Linked DNA regions of Mus musculus: region 2 is linked to region 1. Evidence: chromatin contacts called from ENCODE Hi-C or POLR2A ChIA-PET data. All regions are on one chromosome and are shown on one strand. The core of a region is the stretch at or near the end of the contact, and the rest is flanking DNA. Distances in the headings are between cores, read along the strand shown.

Region 1 (3,527 bases), core at 914-3,413:
CTTCGGAACCACATATAAGTTAGAGCTTAGTGTGCTGGCCTGTCAGGACATCTGCGTGAGAAACACAAATGTCTCTTCATGCTTGCATACTCTACCGCTAGCAGGGGGCTCACTCTACAGCAAGTGGAGAAGCTGGCAGCATGTCTGCCCTGGCCTCAACCCGCCACGGGTAACAACAACAACTCAGTTAAACACTCCGGCCTTCCATCTTGTTTTCGGATCCTTACGACTTGAGGAAGCCACAGATCTATCAAGACACACACACAAAAGTTCTCATCACATCTACCAGTAGAGCTAACATGAGCTGAGCCTGTTGCCTTGAAGTTTCGTTTGCTAGTTCTCCCTCTGCACAGAGGCCTGGCACACCGTGTGTTCTTAATAACAGACTGCTTGAGAGTCGTGGAAATTTCGTAGTACACAAACCTGGCAGGTCGAACTCATGATTCAGTAACCTTGAGGATTCTTTTAGAAACTGCCATTTCTTATTTCATGCTGACTAAGGAAAGACATAGACCTCAGTTACCTCAGAACACGCCAGCCTTGACGGAGTTAGCTTCTGTGCTTTGGCAGAAATCACTCGGAAATCCTTGGTTCTGAGCCCGCCATGTCTTCCATATCAAGATCTAAGAGAAGATGAAAGTGCAGGGATTCAGGACTAGTGTCTAGGATTCAGGACTAGTGTCTAGGACTCAGGACTAGTGTCTAGGATTCAGGACTAGTGTCTAGGATTCAGGACTAGTGTCTAGGATTCAGGACGAGTGTCTAGGATTCAGGATTTCAGCCACAAAAGTCATTGCCGTTAGTATATGTGAGGTGCCTTTAGGACATCGGGAACTCCACCAAGTGCTCTCAGCGGATGGGTAAATCTCCGTAACACCCCTCAGCTGTAGGGAACAGTTCCCCATTTTACAGCTGCAAACAGTGCCGTGAACCTGTTTCTGGAGGTCACCCTGGGTGAGTGTCGGGATTCAAACCCAGGTTAACATCAGCACAAACCCAGTCTGATTTGGGTGCAAAATCCCCACCACAGAACGCTAAATTGGAGTCTTAAAGGCTTTTTTGACAGTGACCCATTTTATTACAAATGATGTTATATAAGCCAAAGGCTTCATTAAACTATGCTTATCTGTACTGTGTGCAACGGTTACTTTTTCTAGTCTTTTCGCACTATATATTCTAATCTTTTCAAAATTTTCAGCAATGACCCATCAAAGGAATTCTAATGCGTGTTTGGTCCTGGAAAAACACTGGTAGAAGGCCTATCATCCTAGCAGTCAGTCAACCGCTGCAAGTGGCAAGTTCGAAACCAGCTTGGGCTAACCTATTAACCATTCTAGGCTCCTTAACCAGACCCTGTCACAAAACACAAACTCTGCTCTTTGATCTTAGCTACTGTAAGACGCTATAAGTTTCTCTGAAACCACAACAAAACGAGTCTTTCCAGCCACGCGAACCAGAGCAAGCACTTGAGCTTCCCAATTAGGTGAATGCCCTTTAACCTTTCAAATATGCATACGCAACATAAACGGTTATCATTTAGAACCGATCATTACAAGGGTTTTCCAATCAGGCCCAATATCCAGAATGGGAACCAGGCACTTACCCACCGCAAAGCAGGAGTTATAAAGTGGAAGCGCAGACAGATTAAAATCTCAGGTTATTTATCAGCTAACCTGCAAAGAGGTGTCTAAAGGCTGACTGTTGAATTGTCCCAACGGACAGACGGCTGCAGCAAGCAGGAGCAGGAGGCCAAGGCTGCAACCCCTGGAGGCAGGGCCCTGCCTTTGAACATCCGGTTCAATTCCAGGGGCTTGGTGTCGCACTAGGATCTCATCGCGAACGGGTAGGGTCAGGAAGCAGCCCGGGTTTGCGCTTCACCGGAGGGGAGGCGCGACAGTCCCGAGCCCCAGGTGCGCGTCACTCCCCGCTGCCCCCCTGCAGCCGAGCCTGGTGGGGCGGGACGCGGGCACCTGCGGACGCTGGCTGCTCCGTAGGCTCCGCTCCGCTCCGCGTCCGCTGCAGCCCGGCGCGAGCGCTGCCCACCGGCTCCCGCCTCCCCACCTCCACGCCCCGGAGTCGCGCGGACCCCGCGCACTTACGGGGCTCCGCTCCGCCGCCCGCGCGCTTCCCGCGGGGTCCATGGCGCTTCCGGACCTGCGAGTCCGGCCGCAGCGCCGCCCAGAAAATGGACGCCGGCGGCTGGGCCCGGACGCCCCGGTCTGCCCCTGGTGCAGTGCAGGCCGGACGGTCGCTCGACCTCGGGCGCCGACGCGCAGGGCTTCCGGGACGCTGCAGGCCGCGAGGCTCCCGCACCCCCCGGCGCCACTGCGGCAGAGCCAGGCTCGCACAGATGCTGCGCAGCCACCGAGCAGGCCCCGGGCACCCTATGCAGTTTTAACCCGCACCAAATTCTGAGAACAGGGTGTCACCTGTGCTTTCTCATGGCTGTCAGGGGACGCCTGGATTATTTCCCACCATGGTATAAGAACTGTTTCATGCAATGAAAAAAATAAAAGCCACCGACTGCCCGCTGACATCCTTCCCACACAGATTCGCAGTGTGGCACCTACTGCCCCACGCACACCTAAGTGCAGGTGTTTGTTTTGAACCATCCAGCATTGAGTCTTTAGTATTTTTTGTTTGTTTTTAGTTTTTGATTTTGTGTGTGTGTGTGTGTGTGTGTGTGTGTGTGTGTGTCCTTTGGAAAACGACTCGCTCCCTGGCAAAACCTTAAGGTTTTGAAAAAGGGTATTTTCCTGGAATACAGTACTTGCCATTTATGCACCCCAGTTCCTTGACCAAACATTAAGAATATGATCATTTTGGTGAGCTGAGTAGATTTTTAATACTATATGCAAAGTAAAGCCCCATAAACGATGCAGGAAGAATGGTGTCACTTAAAAAAATGCAGAGTTGTGAAGGCTGACAGGTTGGGCAACGTGCATACACATGTAACGAGCAGTTCCCGACCTTCTCGATGCCAAACACCCTTTTATTCTCTCGCTCCATAGGCCAGTGTTCACAGATTAACTCCACTAAACTGCATGTATTAAGTAATGATTCATCTTCCCCTTAAAAAAAAAGGGAGCTTGAATGTTTTTGTCTACATAACTGCCAATGAGAACTTCCACAAGACCTGATCTAACTTGTTGGCAATGGTAGATACCAGCCTTAAAAAACAAAACTGAAGAAACTCGTGGTCTAATTGCCTGTTTGTGTTTCCATTGAGGCTTTTAGAAACTCTGAAGATGATTTTAAAATTCGGGAAAACTGGTGCACAAAGACTGGGAAGTCTGTAAGCTGTATGGCTGTGGCTGATTCCCTGGGACCGGTGGGAGGTAGCGGGCAAGGTTGGTTGGCCTTCTGGATTCAGCAGGCCTGTGTTGACAGCCTAGGTTTGTTGCTATGTACGGCCACTTCTCTGACCTTCAGCTTTGGTACCTAACATGCAATATGTTTTAGTATTAATGTCTACCTCCTAGGTGATTTTTTTAAATTGAATTAAATAATACACGTGGATCATTTAC
Region 2 (3,476 bases), core at 795-3,294, 33 kb after region 1:
TCTTGGACTTAGCCAATGAGATGTGAGGAAAGATGATGCGTGCAACTTCCAACCATAAGACCCTCCCACGCACGCGCCTCACGGTCTTCGTTCCTCCTACAGAGGAAAGCAAAGATAGACCCGTGACTTTTGAAAACCACGCGCAGCCTCCTTCAAACTTTGATTTTCTTGTTTCGGTTAGTGTTTGTTGAGGATCAAACCAGGGACTTGGACACATTGGGCAAGGAGTCTCACACTGAACTATACCCCCCAGCCTTGAATCTGAATGAATGAATGAAAAACAGTTACCCCCAACTAACCTGCATTGTCGCATGACCAAGAGGTAAACACTATTGTGTTTGAGCCAATCTATATTTGGGTTCTATAATAGCAATAAGCCTGTCAGGACATTTGTCCTCTTTGACACAACTGTTGCCTTTGTGTGCAGAAGTATCTGGGCCCTGTACCACCCTTTTCTTTATTATTCTAAAACTTTAAAAAAAAAGTAGAATTAGAGACTTAAATATACGACTCACCAAAGTATTTGTCACACAGCACTCAGCTCTTTCAGCCACAGGAACAGTAGGACGTCATGGCCTCAATTCAAGACAGCTCGGTCTGTAAAATTATATTTAAAAAGTAAAACACAAGACCTACAAACCATATATTAAAGTGCGATAGTTAATCACACAGGGAGTTTGTTCACAATGAATTTGTGTTTCCATTAAATGACAAACTTCTGCATTGCCTTAAAGTAAGGTCCATTTTTTATAGTGCCCGAAACCACATTAATGTATGAAGAACAGACAGTGTGCTGTTCTTCATACATTAATGAAGAACACACAGAAAATAGACGCTCACTCGGGAGGTGACTTGAGAAGCCAGAAGAACAGAGGGAAATCTATATCTATGCCTGTCTGCTCCGCAGTTCTCATGCATGTGCATAAAATGCTTTTCACAGAAACTGAAATTTCCTGAGTAGAAACTTCTAGAACATATAAATGACAGGTTTTGCCTAGACCTAGGAGGTTTTAGACAAAACTAAAACAGACAACCTACGTTTCACCTTTGCGCTTAACCTCCCCGCGGCAGCGTTAAGAGGAAACAAAGAACCCTAACCAGGACAGCCCTGAGACGATGAAGGTGCATCAGCCTGAGTGGTGAACAAGCTCCCATGGCAGACTGAGGACCCTTCCTAACAGGCTTGCCATTCTTCCCCCAGGCCCCCAAAGTGGGAAAGTACTATTTGGCAGCATATGTTTGCCTAGAATGGGGCTTGCTTTTAAGTCTCATCACCCCATAGAAGATCCATGAAGCAAGCAGTCCAGACCCCCAAACAAACATTTTGGCCTTCTTGAAGCAGGGCTCAGGTTGGGAGAGAAAACGAGGAGCCTGGTCCCTGGTGTTCCCCCTGAGTAGCTTTTGCTTCTGCACTCTTGTTTGGCTCTGTGGGGAAGAGAGAGAGAGCAGGCCCCTCTGAGGCTGTATTTAGAAAGAGTCCCAAAGGCTGTCCCCACACCCTCTCTGGGTCTCGGCCTGCCAGGCCCAGCTCTCAGGAGCAAGATGGCGCCCATAATGCTGGGCCATGACTGAGGGGCTAAGGGTGGGCCTTCACTTACTCGGAGGTGCTGGCTCCTTGGAAGCCCACACTCTGCCAACTCCCTGGGCTCAGGAGTTACCAACCGCATTCGTCCTCTGGATTCCTCAACTCCTGGTTGAGATGTGCTCCACATAATTTTCTCATGACGTCACTCATTCTGACTGCTTAGATTTGGAAAGTTGATCTATAAGAAAAGGCCGCCTTACGGCTTAAAAAGAAGAAGAAAAAAGGTTAAGATGGGTTGTGGGGAGATGGGGAGAGCACAGCAGTGAGCTCCCGGTTTTGAGATTTGCTGCCGCTATGAGAACCACTCCCTGGCCAGGTTCCTGGCTGCAAACCGAGGCCAGTGGCAAGCCGTGGGTGACGTCAGGGCCAGGCCTGAGTCATAGCCAGTGGCCCGGCTGCCCTGCCACTCGGAAAGGGACAAAAGGAACCTTTGATGTCCAGAGGCCCTCCTCTCTTGCAGGCTGGCTGCGCTGAACAGCAGGCCAGAACATTCCAGCTGTCTCCCCGCCCCACCCGCCTCCCTTCCTCCTTCCGGAACAGTCCCAGACAGATTCAACAAGGCCTCCCTGAAGGGCATCGCCCTCCTGTACAGCCAGGGTGAGACCACTCTCTGTAACCGAGAAGCCTGGAAGAACAGGGGTTCCCCCAGGACCCTCTCACTTCCCCTATCACGTATCTTCCTTCTTGTAGCTCTCACCTTAGCAGAGTCTTAATGGTATTTAAAGACGAGGAAAGATGGACTCACTGTCACTGTCCCTGGGCAGCCCCCAGTGCTTGGGGCGTGTTTGCTTCTCCATGTGCTGTGGAAGCAGGCCTCAGCTCTCTGCTCTCTTCAGCCTGGGTCTCAGTGGCTTTTGTCTTGGAAGACCTAGTCATACCCCAGTACCTGGCATGAAGCTTACTAAGTACACTATGAATGAATGAATGAATGAATGAGTGAGTGAGTGAGTGAGTGAGTGAGTGAGTGAGTGAGTGGTTGAATGAAAACTTTAAAATAAATGTGGAGGGCATATACTGAAAACTTACTGTGAATGTTTAAGTCTCCACGGTAAATACTTTATGTCAGTATTTCACTTTTTGTGACAAAGCTGTGCTTCCTACATCTATAGATGAGGAAACGGGTTCTCAGATTCGTCTCTTAAGTCTCACAGCTAATCAGTGGCAGAGCCTGGGTTGTCAGACCTCAAATCCTCTTTTAGCTTCCAAGTTGAGAGGCTGGCGTGAATGAAGGGCTGCCGACTGATGCGCCTCCCAGGGGAGGAAAGACAAGAATAAAGGTCTTGAAACCTGGCCAACCCTACAGGAACACTGCAGACCCATCAGGTATGTTCTATCTAGGTGAGGTAGGCCTCCTGTGCTCTTGATGGGCCAATACCACAGGCTTGACAAGCGACCGGTCTGTCCTGAGAAACTGGAGCCAGACAAAGCAAGGGAAGCCCAGTGGCCGAAGCTCTGGAGTGTGGTGGGAGAGCTACGGCAGGCAGAGCACCTCAGAGGAAGCCATGGCCACCTCGCCGTTGTCTTCCTGAACTCCACGTGCAGCAGTGAGATTAAAGGGCTGGGCCTGGGCAGGTTGGAAAGCTAAGGGGGAAAGGACACAGGAATGTTCTGGAGAACTGGAAGGCCCACATGAGGAGGTGAAGCAAATGTGTTTTCTGAGGACAAGAAGGGGCCTCAGCCTAACAGAAGCAGCACCGTTCTTAGGCTATCTCTGTCCCACTGGGAATAGTGATGAGGCTAGATCACATTGAGAGCCCCTGCTGTGCTCTAAGTGCCAAGGCAGGGGTGTCAGGAAGAAAGTCTGCTCAAGACTTGGGTCCCCATCAGGATGGGCTCCTTGGCACCTTCTCCACGGTGGTGGCTTGTGATTCTGTCTTGTACTTTTCCATGA

The links. Hi-C counts contacts between places; a loop is a spot of excess contacts on that map. ChIA-PET counts read pairs that join two places held with the same protein, here RNA polymerase II (POLR2A).
Region 2: a loop to region 1 is called in a map of heart, with 5 times the contacts of the local background. The contact joins the promoter of E030011O05Rik here to the promoter of Zbtb38 in region 1. A Hi-C loop is called at or near these places in 10 of 37 maps with a recorded cell type or tissue (CH12.LX, adrenal gland, heart and 2 more). POLR2A ChIA-PET finds 5 or more read pairs at or near these places in 4 of 5 experiments (Patski and embryonic stem cell).

Annotation. Positions count from the first base shown.
Region 1 is chr9:96,717,687-96,721,213 of GRCm38, forward strand. It overlaps Zbtb38 (zinc finger and BTB domain containing 38), which reads right to left and starts at 2,164. Exons shown (of 3, transcript NM_001359959.1): 1 at 2,100-2,164; 2 at 524-623.
Region 2 is chr9:96,750,787-96,754,262 of GRCm38, forward strand. It overlaps E030011O05Rik (RIKEN cDNA E030011O05 gene), which reads right to left and starts at 2,045. Exons shown (of 4, transcript NR_015511.2): 1 at 1,599-2,045; 2 at 516-597.